Regions from separate parts of the Homo sapiens genome. Here region 2 is linked to region 1. Evidence: chromatin loops called from intact Hi-C (ENCODE). Cell type or tissue: heart right ventricle. All regions are shown on one strand. Links, peaks and the distances in the headings refer to the core of each region. The heading gives the core; the rest is flanking DNA. Region 1 has its middle 46 kb from the start of LINC01708. Region 2 has its middle 7.9 kb from the start of PALMD.

Region 1 (12,011 bases), core at 1,238-9,237:
TTTTATTTTTTATTTTTTCACTGAAAGTAATCAAGAAACTGGCTCCTTCCAACAACCAGCTCCCACATGAACTAACAGAGCAAGAACTCATTTGTTACCATGGGGAGGGCACCAAGCCATTCATAAGGGATCTGTCCCCATGATCCAAACACCTCCCACCAGACCCTACATCCGACATTAGGGATCACATTTCAACATGAAATTTGGTGGGGACAGATATCCAAACTACATCAACATGGAAGGAAGGAGAAAACAGGGAGACTGTAGTTCTGTGTTCTGATGTGCCTCACCATCCTCCACCTGTTTGTGAATAGTTAAATCAGTTGATCTTAAAGTGCCTTTGCAGTTCCCACACCTTGGTGCCCTTGTTAAGAGTATAACCTTAATACCATATTGAGATTATGGGAATATTGAGGATGAAAAATAAGACAACAGGTGTTTAGTGCCTACTACTTTCCAGGCACCATGTAAGGTACTTCAAACCCACTGTATCATTTAATTGGTCTTCACAGTAGCCCTATGAAATAAAGATCATTATGCCTGACCTGGCTCTTACTGTGTGTCAAGCCCTATTCTAAATACTTTAATCAATTAATATTCACCACAACCCTATGAGAGTAGGAACTGTCACTGACCCCATTTTCTAGATGAGAGATCTGTGGCCCCGAGAGGTTAAATAACTTACCCAATAGTACACAGTAAATGTGGAGCTGTTCAGCTCCATTTGGTTGCAGAGTCCATGCTCTTAAGCAGTACTATACTCTAACTTCTCTTCAATACACACATACACCCTCACATACAGGTATGCACACGTGTCCATGCAACCTGACTTCTTACACACAAGTACATGGAGCCATAGGGAAAGTAGATTCAGAGTTCGGATGAACCAGGATGCATCACATTCTCAGTATCCATTGCAACACTCTCTCTCTATCTACCTGACAAGGAGTCAGAGGAAATAAACCAGGTGACAGAGAAGCTGACTACGATAACATTTACAACTGCCAGGGCTTGGAATTCATACAACCTCTTAGAGGACAGAGATTGGCCTTAGAATTTCCATAGCTATAGCTGTAACTGTATTATAATAGCTTGCTCAGGTTACCATAACAAAGTACCACAGACTGGTTGGCTTAAATAAGAAATTGTTTTCTCACAGCCCTGGAAGACAGAAGTCTGAGATCAAGGTATTGGCAAAGTTGTTGTCTTTTGAGGCCCTCTCTCTGTCTTGAAGATGGCTGTCTTCTCCCGTTGTTTCCACATGGTTTTTCCTCTGTTTATGTCTGTTTCCTAATCTCCTCTTCTTATGAAGACAACAGTCATATTGGATTAGGACCCACCCTAATGACCTCATTTTAACTTAATTATCTCCTTAAAGACCCTGTCTCCAAACACAGTCACATTCTGTTCTGAAGTACTGGGTGTTAAGAAATCAACATGTGAATTTAGAGGTATACAGTTCAACTCTTAACAACTACTCAATAAAAAATGACACTCTAACAGTTCATAAATTAATTATGTTCAGAGGTGGATGCATAATTCTTAGTGACATCAATGTAAATTGTCTAGGTCAATTAAATATTGAAATCAATAATGTTTAAAACTGTCCTTTTTATCTTTTATCTCTGTAACAAAATGAGAGATAAACACCTTTAATACAGAGGCAAAATAAGATTCAGAAATTTTTAAAAGTTAATTTTGAGAAATGGCTCCCTTTTAAGAAATGCCTCACCAAAATAAATACACAAACTACAATATCTGATATTTCCAGAAATAAAGTTCAGCTTCCTTTATGAAAATTCTTATCATAAGTCTGGGGTTTAAGCTTTCCAATAAAAAATAGACTTGGACTCTGTGACTTACAATTTTAATGTATCTGTAAGCTGGGACTATAGAGGGTTTGTTTCAATACAAACTGATTCTGAATACTTGATTTCTTCAGTAATCATGTATTTGATTGCCCATAGAAGAACAAGATTTCTCAAACAAGTTACATTATTATTATGTCTAGACTACCAACAACACCCTGAGGAGATCCGTGTTTTCACATATGCAAAGCTTTGGAATAAATTCCTATTGTCAAAATAAATAAAAATAACTCAGTAATTGGTTTTTAATTAAGTATCCATGTATATCATTATTAATTTTATACATTCAGTACAAATGAAGCTGTCTCAATATAAAAGAAATTACTAGTGGGTAGTAATTATAAGCCTACTATACTTATATTTTAAGTTCATGACTAATACTCAAAATACTAATAAACAGATCCTCAAAAAGTAAAATTTGCCCTAAGAAATAACAGAAATACCTTTTCATTCTAGAGCTGTATGCACACCTGGCTTGTGTTTTAGAGTTTGTTTTTATTTCTTCACATAGCACCCCAAAAATAATAGCACCTGAGGAAACTCTGGGGTGATTTGCTCACTTCTAGAGTCTATTTCAACATCACCAAGCAAAGTTGGTTAATACTTAAAGACAAATGATAAGCAACATAGGAATCTTGTTTGTCTATAAAATTATGTCAAATTAGATTTAACTTGGAAAAAAATGATAAGCCAAAAAAAAAAAGTCCATTCAGAAGAATATAAACTCAAAATCACAATCACGCCTACTCTCTGCGTGTCGGGGCCCTGTGTCAGACACTGCATGCTAAGCCAATGTGTCCTCAAACAAGAGGTCTTCAGTCATCTGTCTAAGAATGACCCATGGAGAAAATCAAGAGAATCTAATTAGGCAACATTTAATTCCACTATGATAAATAACTTAAGCTGCATCTCTAAGAGAAGGTAATTATTGGCCCTTAGAGCTAACAGCAGAATCAGTTAAAGGTTTTTAAATTCACAGCTAAACAAACATTGTAAAGATAAATAAAAGGATAAGAAAGATAAATTAATAATTATATTCCTGTTCTTCAATAACGGATTAATGACGTTCTACAGTATTATATGAAGATTTTTAAATTCCTTTTTACAGATAAATTAATAGAAATATAAGTACAAGAATAATTATAATTAAGGGAAAATGAAAAGTTTCATATCCCTTAAAGTCCTAAAAGCTGTACACCACCACCAATGTGTTCACTAAATAATTTAATTACATTACATGCTATTTTAGCCAAGCCTCAGTTACATGGACAAATTATTCAAATCTTTTGCCCTACCTCTTACCTTCTAATAACAATTCTTTGAGAAGGTTACAAATCATCCTTATCAAAATTGAAACATGAAACATTTTTATCAATGTTTATCAAGGTTTATAAATGTTTATCATTGTTTATCAATCATCCTTATCAAAATTGAAACATGATTTTTTTAAGTGGAATCATATCAATTTGTTATTTATTAGCTACTCTAGTAAAATATTTGCTCTTAGTGAGAGATTGAACCTTGTGTCGTGACTAATTGCGGTTTGAGATTGATTATTGGTAGATGCCATTATTCATTATATCACTATGGTTAATAAAGGTAATTCATAGTTTTCTCTATTTTAAAGTACTATTTTTAAACATCTGTAAATGTCATAGAACTTCTTTGACCTCTACTCAAGGTTTCATATTGCATCACCCAAGATAACGATTTATTTAATCTTAAAGTGCTCCAAACGACAATGCATTTAAAATACTAAGTTTTTTTTAGTTCTGCAGAATGACTCAATATAGACAATCTGCCTTGAAAATAATTGTTCAATTTAAAGATTTTTGCAAAAGGAGGCAATCATTTCAAGCCTCTTCAAAGTAAGCACGAGATTCCCAGTCCCCACTTTGAAGGCTGTAGTAGAAATAGATAGTTGGAAATGTAGCCAGTGATATTTTTCTATGTTAGGGATTGATATGAACAAACTGTCTTTTTATTTTTATGGCCCTTGGAGATATTTCTCTTCAGCTATAGAGAGCTTTGAACCCTGCCATAATTGATCCATTTCTTCTACTTTCTAAGGAAAGCAAACATCAACAGAATTCTGCTTGTTACTCCAATAACCATGTATGTTTTTCAGGAGCAGCACTTGCTCCAACATTCCTCTTAGATCTGTATGACACAGTGAACTGACTTCCTAACAAGCTGGCCTCTTAATTTCATCTTGCTCTGAAAGTAAAGGAATAATGAGCTCAGTGATGCTGAAGCAACACTCCCAGCCTCCAAGAAGAAAACCTTAGTGCCCATTCTGTCACCAGCCGACTGGGAGCAAGACTAATGAATTTCTGCCACAAAGAAGTGTTTGCTCCCATGTAAGACTAAGTCCTGATCTTTAAATTGTGACAACCCTGCCAAGCAGCATAGCAATCAGCTGATGAAAGGATATGTGTTTGTTTGGTTTTTGTTTTTGTTTTTCTAAATGCTCCATGTAGAGAGAATGAAAAGATTAGGAGAGCTGGAAATAACCATCCATTTCTCCCATCTATCTTGCCAGTTTTCTGACATGGCAGGGCTACATTTACTTTTACTTATTATTCCTTTTGCAGTCTTTCTTCTGGCCCCAACCATTACCCCAAGAGTCATCAGACACTTTCTACTTTTCAGATCCAGTGGTTTCTTCTTAGTTCTTATCTGCCTCAGGCTCTGACATGTTTGACAATATATCTTTAAAAACCCCTCTTTTCTGTGGCTGCCCTCTCCTTGTTCTTTTCCCTTTCCTCTCATTCCTGCTCTACATTCATTCCCCAATAAGGGATTAGCACACAGGCTAATTCTTTGGGATGCAAAAATATTCTACCTTCATGTAAATCAGTAGAGAGGATGGTATTTAAGAATCAAATAGGCTGGGCGCGGGGGCTCACATCTGTAATCCCAGCACTTTGGGAGGTTCAAGTGGGTGGATCATGAGGTCAAGAGTTTGAGACCAGCCTGGCCAACATAATGAAATCCCATCTCTACTAAAAATACAAAAAATTAGCCTGGTGTGGTAGTGGGTGCCTGTAATCCCAGCTACTTGGGAGGCTGAGGCAGGAGAATCGTTTGAACCCAGGAGGCAGAGGTTGCAGTGAGCCGAGATGGTGCCATTGCACTCCAGCCCGGGCGACAGTGAGAGACTCCATCTCATTAAAAAAAAAAAATCAAATAGGCTCTCAAAGAATGAAGTTCTCAAAGTTGACATATCTGAACCTGACTCCCAACTGTACCACTGCTATGGACTGAATGTGTGTGTCCCACTAAAGTACATATCTTGAAACCTAACCCCCAGAGTGATGGTATTAAGAGGTGGGGCCTTTGGGAGGTGATATGGTCATGAGGGCTCCACCCTCAGACATGGGACTAACGTTCTGATAAAAGAGACTGAGAGGCCCCTTGCCTCTTCCATCACGTAAGGACACAGCAACAAGGCATCATTTATGAAGCAGAGAGTTCTCGCCACACATCGAATCTGCTGGCACTTTGATCTTGGACTTCCCAGTCTCTAGAACTGTGAGAAATAAATTTATGTTGTTTATAAATTACTCAGTCTACGGTATTTTGTTACAGCAGCCTGAACGAACTACGACAGTCACTTACGACAGGCACATTACTTTATTTCTCTGAGCCTCAGTTTCCCTCATCTGTGAATACTGATCATAATAATGTTACCATTTTTTAGGTTTGTTTGAGAGGATTCAACTAAATATTTTTAAAATATTTATCACGTTCACAACACATTCACGTTTCAGTACAAAATACTATTATTATTATTTCTAATTTCAGTAGCCTTTGGTAGACAAAACTAAAGATCTAGCCAAAGAGTAATCAAATGACAGCTGGCTTTCAATTTGTTTGAATAAAATTAAAAATCAAGGAGCTAGAAAATACCTTTGCATCCAGGGTCATCAAGTTATATCTGCAGAATAAATGCAGCCCGCCTCCTGTTTTTATAAATAGTCATTGGAACGGAGCCACGCCCATTCATTTATGTATTCTCCATGGCTGCCTTTGTTCCTTAACAGCAGCATTGGGTAACTGTGAAAGAGACCGACCATGAAAAGAGAGCCTAATCAAATCTGGCCCCTAATCTAGTCTAACCACTTCATTTTACTGATGAGAAAATTAAATACAATCATTTAATTCAGAATATTGCTAAGAAAATTTTCCAATATATCATCTTTGTTAGTTTACAGGAAGACGTATGTATATGCAGACTATTAACTGATATAAATAAAACCTGCTTCATTCGTTTGTTTTGTTGTTTCTATGGCACAGTTATAGTTCCTGGGAGCCCCGCAGAACATGGTGTTTTATTCTGACACTATATATCTAGCACTTGCACTGTAAAAATGGAAGTAATTCCCATTAGGACCAGCAAAACCTGAGGCTAAAAAAAGACAGTAAAAGCTCATGCCAAAAGCTGAATTTTACTTAATATAAAGAAAGGTGGCAGTTTCCAATTTCAGTAGAAAGTAGGAGTGTCAAATTGCTACAGAAACTGCCATCCTCCAGAGACTGACGACCCGAATGAACCCAGAGGCAATTTTTTATTCTCATGAGATGGCTTGCTTAGATATTTCTGGGAAGGAGCAGTAGGTCTTAGGAAAGGTTAGAATGTTGTTGTTTCCTGGTAACTACTTGCAGAGGTTGATAGGAGTCAATGAGACCAAACAAAAAGCAGGAATAGGGTGGGTCTGTGGCATTTAATCAGCGGCTATAGAGGATTTCAGTGGATTTTCCAGAAAGAGGAACATTTCATGGTTGAAGCTTTTATTTGCTTCTATTATTTCCACATTCTTCCCTAATGCAGTATGAATATCACAAATAGAAGCCACTTCTAGGATTCCCATTAGTAAAGCTTAGCTTCAACTTAAAACTTCAAAAAGAGTTAGATACATGCCTTTTCTAGCAGAGGCATCAGACAGGCAGAGAAAAAGAAAATAGCATTTCCCTTTTGCGGAAACCAGTTCTGTTTTCTTCTCTCCTAAAAGGAGTGGCATTAACCCTAAATTGCACAAGATGTTTAAAAGATGCAGAAATAACTAATAGTTTTTGCTCTCAGAGCCTTCATATGTGATCCCTATGGTGTTGTCCTACAATCACCTAATTCAGAATCACTAGGTGTGTTTGTTTAAAATGGAGATTTCTGGTCTCTGTACCAGGCATCGTGATTCAGGACTTATGTGTATCACAACCAGGCATATATATTTTCAACAAGTTTCCCATGTGATTCTAATGCATATGAGAGTTTCGGAACCATAGGTCTACTGAAGAGGGAACTGTTATGGGAAAGGAGTCCCGATTCAGATCCCAAGAGAGGGTTCTTGGATCTCACACAAGAAAGATTTCAAGGCGAGTCCACGGAGTACAGTGAAAGTAAGTTTATTAAGAAAGTAAGGGAATAAAGAATGGCGACACCATAGGCAAAGCAGTGGCATGGGCTGCATATACTCATAGTTATCTCTTGATTATATGCTAAACAAAGGGTGGGTTATTCAGGAGTTTTCTGGGAAAGGGGTGGGCAATTCCCAGAACTGACGGCTCCTCCCCTTTTTAGACCATGTAGGGTAACTTCCTAACTTTGCTATGGCATTTGTAAACTGTCATGGTACTGGGGGGAGTGTCTATTAGCATGCAAATACATTATAATTAGCATAGGATGAGCAGTAAAGATGACCAGAGATCACTTTTGTCACCACCGGGATTTTAGTGGGTCTTGGTTAGCGTCTTTACAGCATCTTATTTTATCAGCAAGGTCTTTGTTACCTGTATTTTGTGCTGACTTCCTATCTCATCCTGTGACTAAGAATGCCTAACTTCCTGGCATGCAGCCCATTATGTCTGCCTTATTTTACACAGCTCCTATTCAAGATGGAGTTGCTCTAGTTCAAATGCCTCTGGCAGAACTAGCACTAAATTTTTTAGCTCTGCCACTGTCTAGCCCTGTGACTTTGAGCAATTTACTTAAAAATGAGTACAATCTGAGAGTTAGCCAACAAGATTAATACTTCTTTTTTTTTTTTTGAGACGGCGTCTCGCTCTGTGGCTGGAGTACAGTGGCTCGGTCTTGGCTCACTGTAAGCTCTGTCTCCCGGATTCACGCCATTCTCCTGCCTCAGCCTCCTGAGTAGCTGGGACCACAGGGGCCACACCTGGCTAATTTTTTGTATTTTTAGTAGAGACGGGGTTTCACCATGTTAGCCAGGATGGTCTTGATTTCCTGACCTCGTGATCCACCTGCCTCGGCCTCCCAAAGTGCTGGGATTACAGGCGTGAGCCACCGCGCCCGGCCAAGATTAATAAATTTTGAGAATTAAGAGAGCAGAGCCCAAGGAGTGATAGTAGTGTGAGATATAATTACCTGGAAGATATTAGTACACCGAACGACAATGGCTAAATTGCTTGAAGGCAGGATTGTGCAGAAGGTACCATGCTTGACAACATTGCCTTAAAAAATAATGTATTCAAGACAAAATATTTTGATTTTATAAAATGTTAGTTTAGCTATTCATGTTGTGTAGTCTCTTCCCTTTATCCTGTAAATTTGATAGGGTAGACTAAAGTCTAATACATATTTTCATGAGAATGAATAAAATCTCAGAAATAACCAATTCACCAGGGTTTCATGCTAGTCCTGCCTGCTCAATATATTCTGCACAATTAAAATGTCTTAGGGGCAGAGCTTGAGTTACCCCAGATGAGAAACCATCTAAACATTTGCATATTGCTATAGACTAAATTAATGAATATTTTACTCTCACCAGGTGCTTCATAATCCTTCTCCTGCCTAAAAGCCATGAGATTACAAAGTCTAATTTCACCTTCTCTGCGGCTTTTATACCTTGTATATACAACACCCAAATCCCTCTGGTATTTTACTGACAAAATAAAAGGCAGCAAAAGAAGCTGTGATTGAAGTCACCACTACTAGATAAATCCAAAACCTGTTCATTAGCAATTTTCTGCTAAACTACAGAGTTCAAAACTGGGCCTACACTCTTGATGCCATTATAGTTCCTGGGACTAAGGAAATAAGTAGCCACTAAAATTAACATAGGTATGCTGGAAAGCAATACCTTCTCACATTCAGCTAAAAAAAATTGGTTAGAAGATAAATCTGAGCATATTAATTATATATATAACATGTATTGATTATGTAACTGACCTTAAGTACCTTTAATACATCATCTCATTTAATCCTCACAACAATTCTATGAAGTATGTATTATTATCCCCATTTTACAAATGAGAAAAGTGGGAAAGAGCTTAAGGTTACAATGAATGTCACAGTACATGTGGTACTGAAAATCACCAGTCAGGTAGCCAGTCCGGTTTTACCTGCCTCCAAATAACACATTTCTAAGTATTACAACAAAACAGACCTGACAGTTTTTATGTCTCTACCTCTATTAGAATTGTTTGATTCTTGTTTGAATTGAATCAAATATCTCCATTAGACATTATTATCATTTTTCTTTACTAGGGATCATCCCGGTTGAAGGGACTGTATTTTTAAGGCATGTAGTCAGGAACTCAGCAAATATTTGTTGAATGAATAAATGAATACTTCAGTACTCAGAGGACTTGCTGGGTGCTTAAATCCCAAATTCTCTTCTTTTCAATAACCAGCCATCAGCATTATTCTTATATCAGATGTTCATGTTAACAGTTCTTCACAGATTAATTTAGCATGATTAGTAATTACAGGAACATAGTTTGCAAATTATTTACTTTTTGAGTGTGATGTTAAAGGGTAGTCCACAAGACTACCCCCACTTCTGACACCATTTCAAGTTTAGGATCTCTAAGACCATACTTAGGTTTAATAATGCACTAGAAAGACTCACAGAGCTCTCTGGATGCTGTTATACTTATGATGACAGTTTAGGATGCAGGTTAGGTTAGGCTGAAAGGCTTACATCCTGACTCTGACTAAAGAATCCTGTCGTGAGTTCCTCAAATCTTGTCGGGAGTTCCTCAAATTGTTGACATACTAATTAATACGTAACCTACTAACATCGAAAAGAACACTGATTTGTTTCTGAGTCATGAACTTTTACTGGTTGTCTTGCATGTAGAACATTTTAGCTTTTATGTTGTAATCTGTAGCCAATGATTATAACCTCCGTATTGCACCCCACAATGAAAAGGACAATTTTGGTGTGAGGAGTCCTCCTCCCTTCTTCTAAACTTTCCTGTAAAAGCCTTCCAACTGGTAGTGGACTGTGGAATATGCCCAACTTTTTTGGTGTGTTTTCCCAGGTCAGTCCTCACAGTTGGCTTCCAACAAACTTTTGTCAAATTATTTCTGCCTCAGCAGCCTTAATTTTGGTTGACATGACTCAAAACTTCCATTATAAATTGCACTGTTAGGCTGTCTGGCACAGCCTAAATTCCCAAATAAGACACTCCTATCAGGTATGACATTGCAAGAACATAGAGATTACCTCCCAGAAGCTGAGGGCAAAGGCCAGATCTCTCTTTGGAAAAGGTTAAATTCTTTATTCCACAAAGAATTTAAATAAGTCCAAGGTTTGTTTTTGTTTTTGTTTTTTTCCAAAAACACTCTTTTCACTTGTATTTTGATATACTTTCTGAAGTAGGAGATCTAGAGGTCCAATTATAGCTACGGGGTCAGGATGTGAATGTGAACGTCATCTTCTTGGCATGCAGTTATTTCAGTGTCTCTACAAGTGTAAGCATAGATTAGCATCAAACTACAGTAGAGACCAACCTGCAATTATAGCTAATTCATGTGACCAAATTAGGGAATCTAAATAAGGAGAAAGATTTTAGTGTCCTTAATTTAGGATCCAGCCCAATAACTAGACTCTGAAGCCAGGCCTATCCTGCACTGTTATCCCAAAAATCAGTCCTCTTCTTAATTCTACCATCTTTTCCTATAGTGCATTTCAGACTCCTTGCTATTCATTTTTTTTGACTACCAAAAGATAAATAAATGGACCAGGTTCAGTGGCTCACACCTGTAATCCCAGCACTTTGAGAGGCCAAGATGAGGCGATCACCTGAGCCCAGAGATTTGAGACCAGCCTGGGAAACATAGGGAGACTCTGTCTCCAGAATTAGCTGGGCATGTTGGTGCCCACCTGTAGTCCCAGCTACTTGGGAGGCTGAGACAGGAGGATTGCTTGATCTCAGAAGGTCAAGGCTACAGTGAGAGTGAGTCATGATAATGCCACTATACTCCAGGCTGAGCAATAGAATGAGAAACTGTCTCAAATAAATAAACAAATAGATTATTTATCCATCTGGATCTCCAAGTTTCACTCCATTCTGTCTAGAGTTGATCTTTAAACAATGTGAGGTTAGGAGTGCTGACCTCCCACACAGTCAAAAATTCACATACAACTTTTGACTCCCCAAAAACTTAACTACTAATAGCTTACTGTTGACAGAAAGTCTTACTGATAACATGAACAGTTAACATATATTTTATATTTTCCATGTATTATATGTTGTATTCTTACAATAAAGTAAGCTAGAGAAAAGAAAATGTTATTAAGGAAATCATAAGGAAGAGAAAATACATTTACTGTTCATTAAGTGGAAGTGGATCTTCATAAAGTCTTCATCCTCATCATCCTCATGTTGAGTAGCCTGAGGAATGGAGGAAGAGAAGGGGTTGTTCTTGCTGCCTCAGAGATAGCAGAGGCGAAAGGAAATCCACATATAAGTGGACCTACACAGTTTAAACCCATGTTGTTCAACAATCAACTGTATTAGCAAACCTACTGAAGTCTCAAAGGCCTAGGTCTTTCCATTGAAAGCAACAGTAACCTAATTCCAGTAAATCTGGGCAAAAAATAAAAATAAAAAGACACTGATGTGCTCAAAGAGAGAACTCCATGTAAAGATGAAGGGAGATTAGGGTAATGCAACAGAGCCAAAGAATGCCAAAAGATTGCCAAAACCCACCAGAAACTAAAGGGATGCATGGAACTAATTTCTGCCTCACCCCCTAGGAAGTAACCAACCCTACTGATACCTGATACCTCCAGAACTGTTATACAATAAATTTCTGTTGTTTAAGCCAGTTTATTCCCAACTTTTTGGCATCAGGGACCAGTTTTGTGGAAGATAATTTTTCCACAGCCAGGC
Region 2 (12,011 bases), core at 1,341-9,340, 100 kb after region 1:
CTCTTCCCTATGCCCAATTTGCAAGCTTATTAAATGTTTACATGGCAAGAGAAAAAAAGGTTTGCCTAATTTAGAAGGAGCAAATAAAAACCAAATAAGTACTATATTTAGCTGAACTTCATAGGTCCATAACTAAGAAAAAGGGAATCTAATTCAGAAGGAACCCTGAGTTTTTAGCTTGAGACAATTCAAATGTTATCTCCTCAAAGGCCTTCCTTGATTTCTCAGTCTAAATTAACTACACATCTCACTACCACCGCCACCCCTAACCGGTAACTCTATTCAAAGTCCTGCTTTGTTTTCTTCATAGCACTTACCATGATCTAAGACTCTGTTTGCTTCTCTCGCATCTTCCACCACTGAAGGCTAAAACCCAAGAGGGCAGAGACAGCTTCCATGTTACTCAATTCCATCACCGACTCCTTATACAGTAACTGGTTCACGGTAAATACACAATAAATATTTGTTGAATGAATGAAATCAACCATGCCACAACAATCATGGCTTCAAGGTGTGCATCACTGAAAACTTTCACATTGCCAACAGAGTTTCAGATCTCAAGAGACTTCCAATTATCATTTGATTCCCAGCAACATGTTTGAACCCAAAATTATATTTGTCATTCCAAGCGACTTATCCTTTCCAACCAACCACATAGGCACCAACTCATGACCAGTGGACACACACATGGTATGTAGAACGTAATTCCCACAGTAGGCCTACTTATTTCAAGCTAGTTCCTTAAGGAAAGGATCACTGCTTTTCTTTTTTATTTTTTTAAGTGAAAGCAAGTTTATTAGAGAAGCAAAGAAACAAAAGAATAGGCAAAAGCAGCAGTGTGGGCTACTCAACTAATTATACTTGTAGTTATTTCTTGAATACATGCTAAACAAGAAGTGGATTATTCATGAGCTTTCTAGGAAAGGGGTGGGCAATTCCCATAACTGAGGGTTCCTCCCTCTTTTAGACCATATAGTGTAACTTCCCTACATTGCCGTGATTTGTAAACTGTCCTGGTGCTGGTGAGAGTGTCTTTTAGCATTCTAATGTATTATAATCAGCATATAATGAGCAGTGAAGACAAGCAAAGGTCACTTTCACAGCCATCTTGGTTTTGGTGGGTTTTGGCCTGCCTCTTTACTGCAACTTGTTTTATCAGCAAGGTCTTTGCTACCTGTATCTTGTGCTGACTTCCTATCTCATCCTGTGACTAAGAATGCCTAACGTACTGGGATCACTTCTTTTCATATATGAGTTGACCACTCAGTAAAGCATGAATGCATAGGCTCACATTCCATTTAGACTATGGAAAGTGTTTTCTCCACTAAATATACTATTCAGTTTGACCTAGACACTTTGAGAGGTGGTAGATTAACAAATAGATTCAGTTAGTTGTGTTTTCCCTTAGAAGGACAATTCTGTGGTTAAAGGGAGGGAAGGAATATGAGAAGGGGCAAGATGGGCTTCATTCAGGTAGTGAGGATACAGGATATAATCACGACCTCTGTGTACTTTTGGATGAAAGGGAAGAAATTAAACTGGCCATGATATGGAATTAATTATGCATGCCACTTGAGTCAGAATGTTAGCTACAAGTACTAAATCTGTTAGAACTCCTTGATTTGGTGAAAAGAACTAAAAGCTATTGTCAGTAATAGGAATAAAAGCTGCAGCAATATTGCTGTATGAAGCAAGGGCTCTCAACTCTTATTCTAATACTTTAACAATGCGACTTTAGAAAAAATACAGCTTGTCTTCAAATTGTAATCTTTTTCTATAGAGTGTTTAATTTGCATCTTGGTAGTGGAATGGCCGTTGTGCCCTGAAAGATCTTCCCCAGGCCACACCAGTCCTAGAGAGCCAGGGAGACCACGAAAGACATAGCAACAGTTGCAATTATCTTTGACTCTTGAGCTCCTAGCCTGTGAGTGCGTGCCACTCCTAAAAGTCCAAGTCCTTTTCATTCATCCCAGGGGGCTCCCATGCTCTCCTAGTTCTTTGTTGGAATTTTCTGCCCCATCCTCTGATAAGCTGTACTCTAGCAACTGCTACTTCAATCATGCTGGTCCTCTCTTTCTGGACTTCTCTCTTCTCTCTACTTACTCATGCTCAGAGCTCACCAATTTGGAGCTAGGACCTCTCCTCCCTAGTCTTTAGAGTTAATCTTATTAGGCCCCAAATGGCATAATTCTCCATTAGTTTTTATACCCCTTCCTACTGAGAGGACCTGAGGTCAGCTTCCTTCAGATTGAAATCAGAGACATTTATGTCATACACACAAAAGTATCTCTCCCCCAAAAATAATCAGCATCCTAAACTGAAATATGTGTCTTTTCAATAGTCTCCTATATCAAGGTGAGTTTTCTTACTACTCAGTGTGCTTCTAGAAGTTCCTGGAGCCCCAGAATCAAAGGATCAGTTCTATAGTTGTCTCCCCATTTCTCCTAGAAGCCCGCATGCAAATACCCTGATCTCACAGCATTCCCAAAATGTGTGAAGATTAGGCTTCCTCCTACCCAACACCCTACCATCCTTTTCTTGTTAAGGTGAAACTCTAATGTAGCCTGAACTTGGTGCCTTTGAAGCTAATGGAGGTGAAAAATTATAAAGCTCAAATTCGCAGCCCAAAGCTACTTTTTTATTGCAGAATCTGACATGAAGTAGAGAAACATCCTACTGGTGAAAAAAAAAAGAAATAAACTAAAGTCAGTGGTTTGGTCTTCAGTAAATACAAAAGAAAAAAAACTGACCATGAATCAGCTAACATTTAGGACTTCTCTGTAGGAGTTGAATATTTCTCCCCAAATAGAGAGGTCAGTAGGCTGCCATGTAACATCTATTCTATCAGCTGGAACATTTTGCTCTTTAGTAGAATAAAGCTTGTAAATAAACCTAAGCTCTGAGTTGTTTCCTAAGGGGAAGATCATGCAGCCTGCTTTGGTGGAATGTCAAGACGTAAGGGGAAAAAAGAGATCATCAATAAACAAATGCACAGAACTGAATTGTTACATTCTTTTTTGTGGACAAACCCGTCTTTATTTTGAGCCGTATGTTAGGGAGTCACTGCTTCTCCTTTTCATAATTAACTTGGCACTTGGAGGCTACCATTTGTAATGGCATGTAAGAACCTTTCTGTACATTTCCCCTGCTGTGTAGCCATGGGGTATCATTTGTTTACATTCCATTTGTCATATGTACATTTGTGCTTAGTAGATCCTAGGATGGGGGAGAAGACCCAGTAGTCATACAAAGCTCAGGACAAAACTGAGGGGTGTTTACCTTGCTCACTTAGAAGTGAGCTTACTGCCTTCAATAGCTCTGGGAAACATAATAATGTACTTACTCCATTAGGCCCCAAAAAATGCATTTCCTTGCTTCCTCACACAAACAGATTTGGTAAATTCAAAGAAAGGAAAATTGATCTGCCCCACACCCTAAAAGGTTGTGATTTTTATTTCATTCATATTCATTTCCAAAAGAGCTATATAAATAAAGGGTGGGGATAAGACTATAGCTTGATAAAAATCAAATGTCAAACGGACAAACCATAGTATGTTAATAAAGCCTTGGACAAAATTAACACGAGATATTCATCTGGTTTGACCTTTGTTTCTCAACTGAATTACTGTTATTATTCTATTCAGGGACTCCCTTTAGAAGGCTGGTTACTATTGCAATACCAAAATAGCTTAGGATTTCATATTTAAGAATTCCAAGGCCTGTGAGGAAGAGTAGACTGCTCTTTGGAATTTCACTCAGAAAGAAATTTACACTTAAATTGCTTTTAAATGTTTTCTCTGAAGTATTTTTTATGTTATGAGGTTGAAATTAAATACATACAAAGGAATATTTTTGTTGCTGAGTTTTTTTTTTTTAAGTGGCTGATGGCCAACTAATGTGGGTACAAAGTGGCAGCTCCCTATGTCACTATCTGGGCTATGCTCTAGGCCTTCAAATTTCACAGGAAGTAAGGACTCTAATTAACCTCCAGCTCTAAAGGAGTTCCTACAGACCTGTTTGTGGCAACTATATTTCTTGGAACTTAATATTCTTTTAAATCTCACCCTGCCCACACCACTGCTTCACTGCATAATGTAATTCTTTCAGTCTTTACCCTGGGCACCCATTAAGCAATCTAACTCCTACAGTTAGAATCTCACCAAAAGGAAGAGGAGAAGAGGGAGAAGAGAAGGGAGGGGAGGGAAGAGGAGAGGAAGGAAAGAAAGGAGAGGGGAAGAAAAGAAAGAGGAGGGGAGGGGAAGGAAGGCTATAAACCCAAAAGAATTTCACTTTGCATGACAGATCTAATGATGAAATAACAAAGATATTTTATTTTTTACACTATGCAAGAGTAAAACTCCTAGATGGAAAATGTGTGGTTTTATTTTTTAGTTTTCGCTTTCAAAGCCTATCTAAGGCATGCAATAAACCCTGGCCCCTACAAAGTATTCATCTCTCCAAAGAGAGGCCATTAAAAATTTTGGAAGTAAACTTTCAGTTGGCATCTTTCAAAATACTTATTTCCAAAAATCTTCAAGCTAGAATTACAATTGTCTGGAACCCAATCTGTTGGTAAATGAAACCTCAGAGCCTTCACTCTTAATAGTGAAATGGACTGAAAGGCAGACACACTGACAGCTGGCTCATTTCTTGCTTTGCCATGTAAATCCACTTTAACATAACTGGCTTGCACCCTAGCCTTCAGAGTGATGGCTCTGCCTAGAAACCAATCTAATTGGATAATCTTATACGATATTTCCATAATGACAAAGAATCAGACCTCAGACCGAGCCCTCCAAGATTTCCATAGGGAATCTAATGGGAAGACAAGGAGTGTTATTATTTAATGAATTGGCTCCTTGCCCAAATCAGTCAGTCCATCTATGCCTCAGTTTTCTCATACTGGAAATGAAGATATCTGGTAGCTTCTTGGTTCGTGGGGAAGAATGAGACTCTGGTCTTTCTCCCAAACAAGTCAATTGCAGTATTAGGTTATATATGTTAAAAGAGGCATTCAGCAAATGTAAAAGCACTGAAAGAAATAATAATATGCCTGCAAGATTTAATATACATTTCTAAGAACTGGACTTGTACAATAAGGTAAATAGTAATAGTAAAGTTGCCATTTATTAAGCATTTATTGTAGCCTATTACCATCTTTACCTAAATACTAATTTAATCTTGATGAAAAAAATTTTTGACATATTTCTTATTCCCATCATTGTACACCTGAAAAAATGCACTCTCTCAGATATTAAGTGATTTTCTTGAGTTCACTCATCTACTAAATGGAAAGGTTGGAAAATAAGCCAGTACCTCTGATTCCAAAACCATCTACATTCATTAACTATCTAATGGAAGAGAAACAAGATTTTGATGTACATGAATTAGCTAAGGATCATTAATAGACACAAACATATTTATAATATATATGTGTATATATGTATACACATAGAGTCTTTGAATATCACATACCTTACATAATAACCTGGGGATGTATAAGCCTGTTCATGGACAATTTGGTAAGATGTCATTCCATTACCTACTAAAAATTCTGCACCTAGAAAAATTATTCAGTTTATCTATAATGATCTAGAAATTCAGGGGCTGTGACTGTGCCGTGTCCCCCTTACTTCCCTATACCTCCTATCCCGGAATCATTCTCTTGGTTAATTAACTCTTACTTGTCCAAATCTGAAAGACTCAAGCGCTCAGGTCAACTGCTATCTCTGCTAGGATGACTTCTCTGAACTCTGGCCTTCCTTGTCCTGATTCTGACTTTGGTGAACTTTTCACTTTTAATGCAGTATTAACTTGTCTTCTGTGTACCTCTTATCTTCTCCACTAAAAAAGTTCATTGTCTTATTTATCTTTATTTCTGCACATAGCATGATGTCAGTTACAGAGTCAACAGATATTTAATCACTACGTGATGTATGGATAGATGAATGACTACGTGATCAGAACTCAAAGTACTGGGTTTCCACTTAGCGGTGACATCCTTTTACAATTCCATATTCAGTTTCCAAATTGTATTCCTATGACGGCCAAATTGTTCTTCAAGACTTTATGGGGGAATGTAAGTATTTTATATACACATATTAGGTCCATATCTACATTTGGGAGTCTAGTAGAGCTACAGAATCAATGACTTCTTTATAGGCAAGGCAGCTTCTCAACGATCAGTTTTAATTTCTCTATTTGCATTTATGAGATCAATATAAATTTGAGGGTATTTATTTTGCTATACCAACAAAAATTGAGATTCAAACTTAAGGAGAAAAAGGGAATGCAACAAGTTCAGTTGATAGAAGAAACCCCACTTAGTATTTCTTTGTGCAAATCTAGGGCAGAAACTACCCAAATGCTAAAACTTACAATCAGTTACTCTTTAAACTAAAATCACAAACTTTGAGAGAAAAGGAGAAATAACCCTCAAAACAACAATCAAAAAAAGCCCACATTTTTAAAGCTCATAAAACAGCTGAGCACACACAGAAGCAACCTGGATAATTTAAACATCCAGTTTAGTATGCACTACCACATATTATTAACGTATTCAAAATGCTTTTGATTTCAGGAACACTTTTTGGTCCAAATATTTTAAATATTATGTTGAATTGACTGGCTAAAAATGAAAGTGTCAAGTAAAGGTATCACAGTGGAACAGCATTTTTAAATACACCCAAATCCGAAAACAATGCTGAGGGAAGGGCGGCTTCCTTACACTACTAACAAAGGAAGGAAAGTGAATAAGGCAAATGGTCCACACTGAATGCTCTTACTCATAACAAATACATCTAAAGTTCAACCTAGATGGTCTTTTTCATCCTCCTGTATGGTACACACTGTACAAGGGTATAAAAGCACCACAAGGTGTGGACGTGTAAGTGGGAAATTGATAGAGAAAAATGCACTGTGCTGAGGTACCCTATAGCACTTGATCTTTGTGGAATGATAATTACAGACTGTTTAGCCTCCTGCTTTTTCTCCAGTTTAAAGCTATGCTAATACTTTCTATGATGCTGATTATTTTCATGTCCATTTGTAAACTGAGGCAGAGGAAACTAAGATGTAAGATCTCAAATATGTTAAATATTGGTTTCTCATGTTACATGGACATGAGAAGGGAAATAAATTATAGAACATTTTCAATTTGTTTGATGGGTATTTGGGGAGACTTTGCTGTGTGCTTGGTTTGGTAATAGGTTATTTTTTATCTGTGGTTATTTTTGATAGGATATTAGATAACTTAGGCTGTGTTCAGAAAACAGCTGCACCTTTTATCTCTAAAAAGTCAATTGGTTTAGTTAAATATCCTTTTCCACTAAATGGAGCAGTTGTTTGACCTCTAGGAGACTTAGCTGGAAAGCACTGCATAGCTGTTTAAAGAGACAGCAGCATGCTTAACCACACACACTATTTGATTACATGCAAGTAGAATTTTTTTTGTAGTGGTCTATCTCTGGAATACTTTGCTTACAAAAAATTATAGTCTAAGCTTCAAGCAAATTTCAAAGAAAAAGTGATTGTGGACTCTGTTTGCTTACAAAATGTTATATTCTAATCTTTAAGCAAATGTCAAAAAGTGGTTGTAAACTGTTTCCAGTCTTAAAAATCAATTCCACAAATCATCGAAATGATTGAATTTGTGAATCATGCATAATATTGTATTCTACGTCTGGTTAAACCTTGTGCTGTGGTGTCTCATTGCAACTAAGGAAAAAATAGAGGTAGGATAGTATGGTGAATAAAGATGGAACCTTTTGTCCAGACAGTTCTAGATTTAAATCCTGGTTTTACTGCTTATTAGATATATCACCCATTGGTAGATTAGTTAATCTTTTTGAATGTCAGTTTCCCCAATCCATTAAGTAGGCCTATAAGGCATTTGACACATATTGTGCAATCAAATGGATCACAATGATTACCATTCAACAATTATCTGTTGTGTCCACTATGTACCAGTCTGCTCTAAGTACTTAGACTACAGATAAAAAATAGACCTTCTCTGCATGGAGTTTGCATTCTAGTGAAAGAAGACAGGCAATAAACCCCCCAGAAAAGTGTGTCATATAGTATTACAGAACATGACAAAGGTAAAAAAAAAAAAATAGAGCGAGATGAGGAGGATTCGTAGTTTCAGAAAGAGGGATTTGTGGTTTTGTATAGTGTAGTCAAGGTAGCCTCATTGAGAAGGTAGCATCTCGGCAAAGACCTAAGAAGGTGAGAGAATGAGGCATACAGATTTCTAAGGTAAGGGAGTTCCAGCACAGAAGAGAAGTCTAGGCTGGAGATATAAATAAATGCATGAATCTTAGCATCTAAATGGCATTAAAATGAGAGTAAATGAGATCTTGAGAGTGACTGGAAAGGAATAGAAAAGAAAAGATCACCAACAACTGCAGCTTTAGTGCACTGCAATTTTAAGACATTGAGAAAAGGAGAAAGAACCAGCAAAGAAGGCTGAGAGGGAGAGACTAATGACATGGAAATAAAATCAAGAGAGGTGTCCTGGAAGCCAAGTGAAGAGAGAAGGAGAGATTAACTCTGCCCAGTGTCATGGAGAGTTCAAGTAAGATAAGCATCTGTACTGTAGATTGTCTTGAAGCCTACTATTTTTTCCTCATTTACTCTTTAAACCATAAAGCTCAAATTACCTCACAATGAAATGGGTATGTTATAGTACCAACAAATCAAAATAATTTTTATTTGATTTATGTGGTCAGATTTTTTAATTTGATTTATGTGGTCAACCTACTCACATACTATTTGTTACTTGCCTATGGCAATTAAATCCCTTCCAATGGTCTACTAAAGAATAAAAGGTCGATGAAAAACTCACCTTGTCCAGTGATGTGAGAGAATAAGGGTCAAGGATTAAACAAAAGAAAATAGAAACACACTCATTAGCACATGGTAAATCTGAAAGTGAAGATTTTTCTAATGGTTCCTTCAGAGATGTCGTATAAAAAATAAACACCGTATTCTTAGCGTGACACTACTTCTGGCCTCCAGAAGTCTGAGAAGTTATAAAGAGAGAAAGACGGGAAGAAAAAGAGAGAGAAAGAAAGAGAGAAGAGTGAGAAGGAGAATGAGCATCCAGTTTTTTAACACGGGATCTGGTTTCAAAAAGGCTCTAGAGATGTTTTCAACATATACATCCTGCCTTCGGCATCCTTCAATTTTCTCCTGCCACTATTTCATTAGATTTCATTTCTTTGTGATTTTCTATCTGAAATTTCCAATTCAAGCTCCTATTTTGTACTTCATTTGGAACCTATCAAATTCTCATCCTTCTCTCCAGTTGAACACTCTTATTGAAATTTCTTGTAGATTTCTTCCTTATTGGTCATTCCCATTGCCATCCCCCTTGGATTCTAACACATTTGTATTAGCACCTTAAACACTTCTCCTCTACTTACTTTGTCCTTCATGTTCATCCAGTTTGTGGTCTCTGAGTTCAGACCTTCTGAAGGTGAGGAAGAACACTGGGGACCTTTCCTTTTGTGGAACATCAGCAATTTTTTAGTTTCCTTCTACAGGCTCTTTCTACAGACTCTTTCATAGTCACCCTTCCTGATGGATCTCTTTACCTGAATTTTCCCTCCTTCTATATGTTCTGAGACAGTTGGCAGTTTTATTTCCCTAAAATATGAATCTGATCTTTTCTCTCCCACTTTCCCTGAACATCAAGTTCTATGTATAAATGTATATCTCTATCAATCTCTCTAATTTCTCCTTTCTGCTCCAGACAGGACACTCTCCCTTATGGACCTCTAACACATTGTTTCACCCCCTCTCATGCTTAGAAATGGCTTCTCTGCTTCTAAAGTCTACTTTCTCCCTGCAGTCGCTTTCCTGCAACTCACATTAACCTCAATTTTCAATTCATGTTGCACTCACTGCTAATCCCACACACTACTATCATTCACTATGATATACTTTTCTGGGCTCAAATTGTGCAATAGTTAGCACTTTGTTTCATCGGAATACAACAACGGTTGGTTTACTATTCTTTTGTCTTCTAATTGTTTTGAGCACGCGTCTTATCTCTCCAGCCAGACAGTAAATTCATTGTAAGAAGGAGCACTGTCTCATAATCGCTTATATCCCTACCTCCTAATATAATGTCAACTAATTGACTGTAACTTTTAACTCTTGCCATCCTCGTTTACACTGGCTGGAAAACAACAAAAATACTTGGTAAAAGTAGTTCAATAAGATAAATGACAGCAGATAGTGCTCTATTATATATCTATTTTACAAAGGCTGAATTTGGTCATTAATATAAGGTTAATATTTAATGGAAGCTAGTTCGCTAACATATACTGCTTTTTGAACTATAATTCTGGATGTTTTGTGATCCTTCCGTAGTTACAATAAATTTTATAAATCCACCTGAGACTTCTTTCCTGAACTCCAAATTCGTATATCCAATTGCCTACTCAACATCTCCATGTGGAGAACCAATTGACTTTTCCAAAACTTGGTATCCATCCTCTCCCTCAAAAGAAAAAAAAAAAAAAAACCTAGTTCATCAACCTCACTATCTCAATTGATGGCGACTTCTATTCACTCAGGCAAAGAGTGATTATGAATCCTCTCTTTCTCTTAAACCCCTATATCCAATCCACCAACAGAATCAAAAGTTATCCATGGTACAACCATGGTACAACCAAGGTGGTAACACTCTCATTGTTACCACCTTGACACAAGCCACCATCATCTCTCATCTGGATTACTGTAATAACATCCTATCTAGTCTTCCTGTTTCACACTTGCAAAACACTCCTCTGCTTAAAACACCTCAATGCCTTCTCATCCCACACAGACTAAAAGCTAAAGTCCTTACAATGGCCTACTGGACCCTGCATGAATTGGGACCTGTTACATTTCCAACCAAATTTCCTGTTAACCCTCTCTTAGTCCCAGCTCTCTAACCACACTAGCCTTGTTCATAAAACATGGCAGGTATGGCCCACCACAGGACATTTGCACAGGCCCTTCCTGATATGCTTTTCCCATAAATATCCTCATCACGAACTCTCACCTCTTCTTCAAGACCTTGCTCAAATATTGCCTTCTCACTGAGGCTACCTTAGTGACCCAATTCTAAATTGCAACATTCCCTGCCTTAGCCATCTTTATTCTCCTCCCTGCTCTATTTTCTTTCCATAGCATTTATCACTATGGCTGATGAGAAAGTGCCTCTCAGACATTGAACTCCAGGAGCATAATTGACCCAAGAGTCCCAAGCTGTTTCACTCTGAAATCCATTCCTATGTTTGCTTCAAGGCTATGCTTCCCAGGGGCTACTCCCAGCCAGTGACTGAGCATGGCAAGAATGCTAAAATTCCTGAGAAACACTGGACTACTTTGGTTGCTGACAACTGATGTGTCTCATCATGTGTTTATTCATTCATTTAGTTGACAATACTAATACTTGTTAATTTTTTAAGCATTTGTTATTCATTCTGCACATATTTATTGAGAACCTCTGATGTGTCAGGCACTGTGTTAGGTGTCTGAACAAAATTTCTCCTCTCCTGGAACTTACATTCTGGTAGACAATAAAAGATTAAGTAAACAAAATACAGTAGATGTGGAAATGATGATGTTATTCTGGATCCTATAAGAAACAAATGCCAAGATGGGTTAAATGTACAGAATTTTATTAGGAGAAATGACTGTATGAGAGAACATGGGAGGACAGGCAGAAAAGGCTGGAGCTGGACATGTCTAAGAGGCAGGTGAAAGAGAAAGGGAGGCGAAGTTGAGTGGAAACATCCTAATCTGTATTGCAGTCCAAGGGAGATTGTCAAGACCATCAGAGCTCTGGCTCCAGGATTCCACTCAGGTCCCCCAGATTTTCCCAGCTCCAGCCTTTTCTGCCTACCACTCACATGATGATACCAATCAGTTGTTGCAACTCTGCTCCCTCCTAAATTCCCATCCTCTTTTTTTAAATCTTGTCCTCCCCTACACTAGCAAAATCTTGGGTTTTCCTC

What was found. Peaks named below come from ENCODE experiments on the same cell type or tissue, not always from the same donor. Only the 100,000 strongest peaks of a DNase experiment are listed, where the experiment ranks them.
Region 2: a loop joins it to region 1, with 2.9 times the contacts of the local background. A loop is called at or near these places in 26 of 110 quality-filtered maps.

Annotation. Positions count from the first base shown.
Region 1 is chr1:99,528,213-99,540,223 of GRCh38, forward strand. No RefSeq gene overlaps it. Among named protein-coding and RNA genes, the nearest start is that of LINC01708, 46 kb to the left of the region's middle. In heart right ventricle, for the core only: no CTCF peak of the experiment used is centred there; a DNase peak (open chromatin) is centred at 5,871; H3K4me3 peaks cover 1,103 bases; H3K27ac peaks cover 3,212 bases.
Region 2 is chr1:99,632,241-99,644,251 of GRCh38, forward strand. No RefSeq gene overlaps it. Among named protein-coding and RNA genes, the nearest start is that of PALMD, 7.9 kb to the right of the region's middle. In heart right ventricle, for the core only: no CTCF peak of the experiment used is centred there; no DNase peak of the experiment used is centred there; H3K27ac peaks cover 5,332 bases.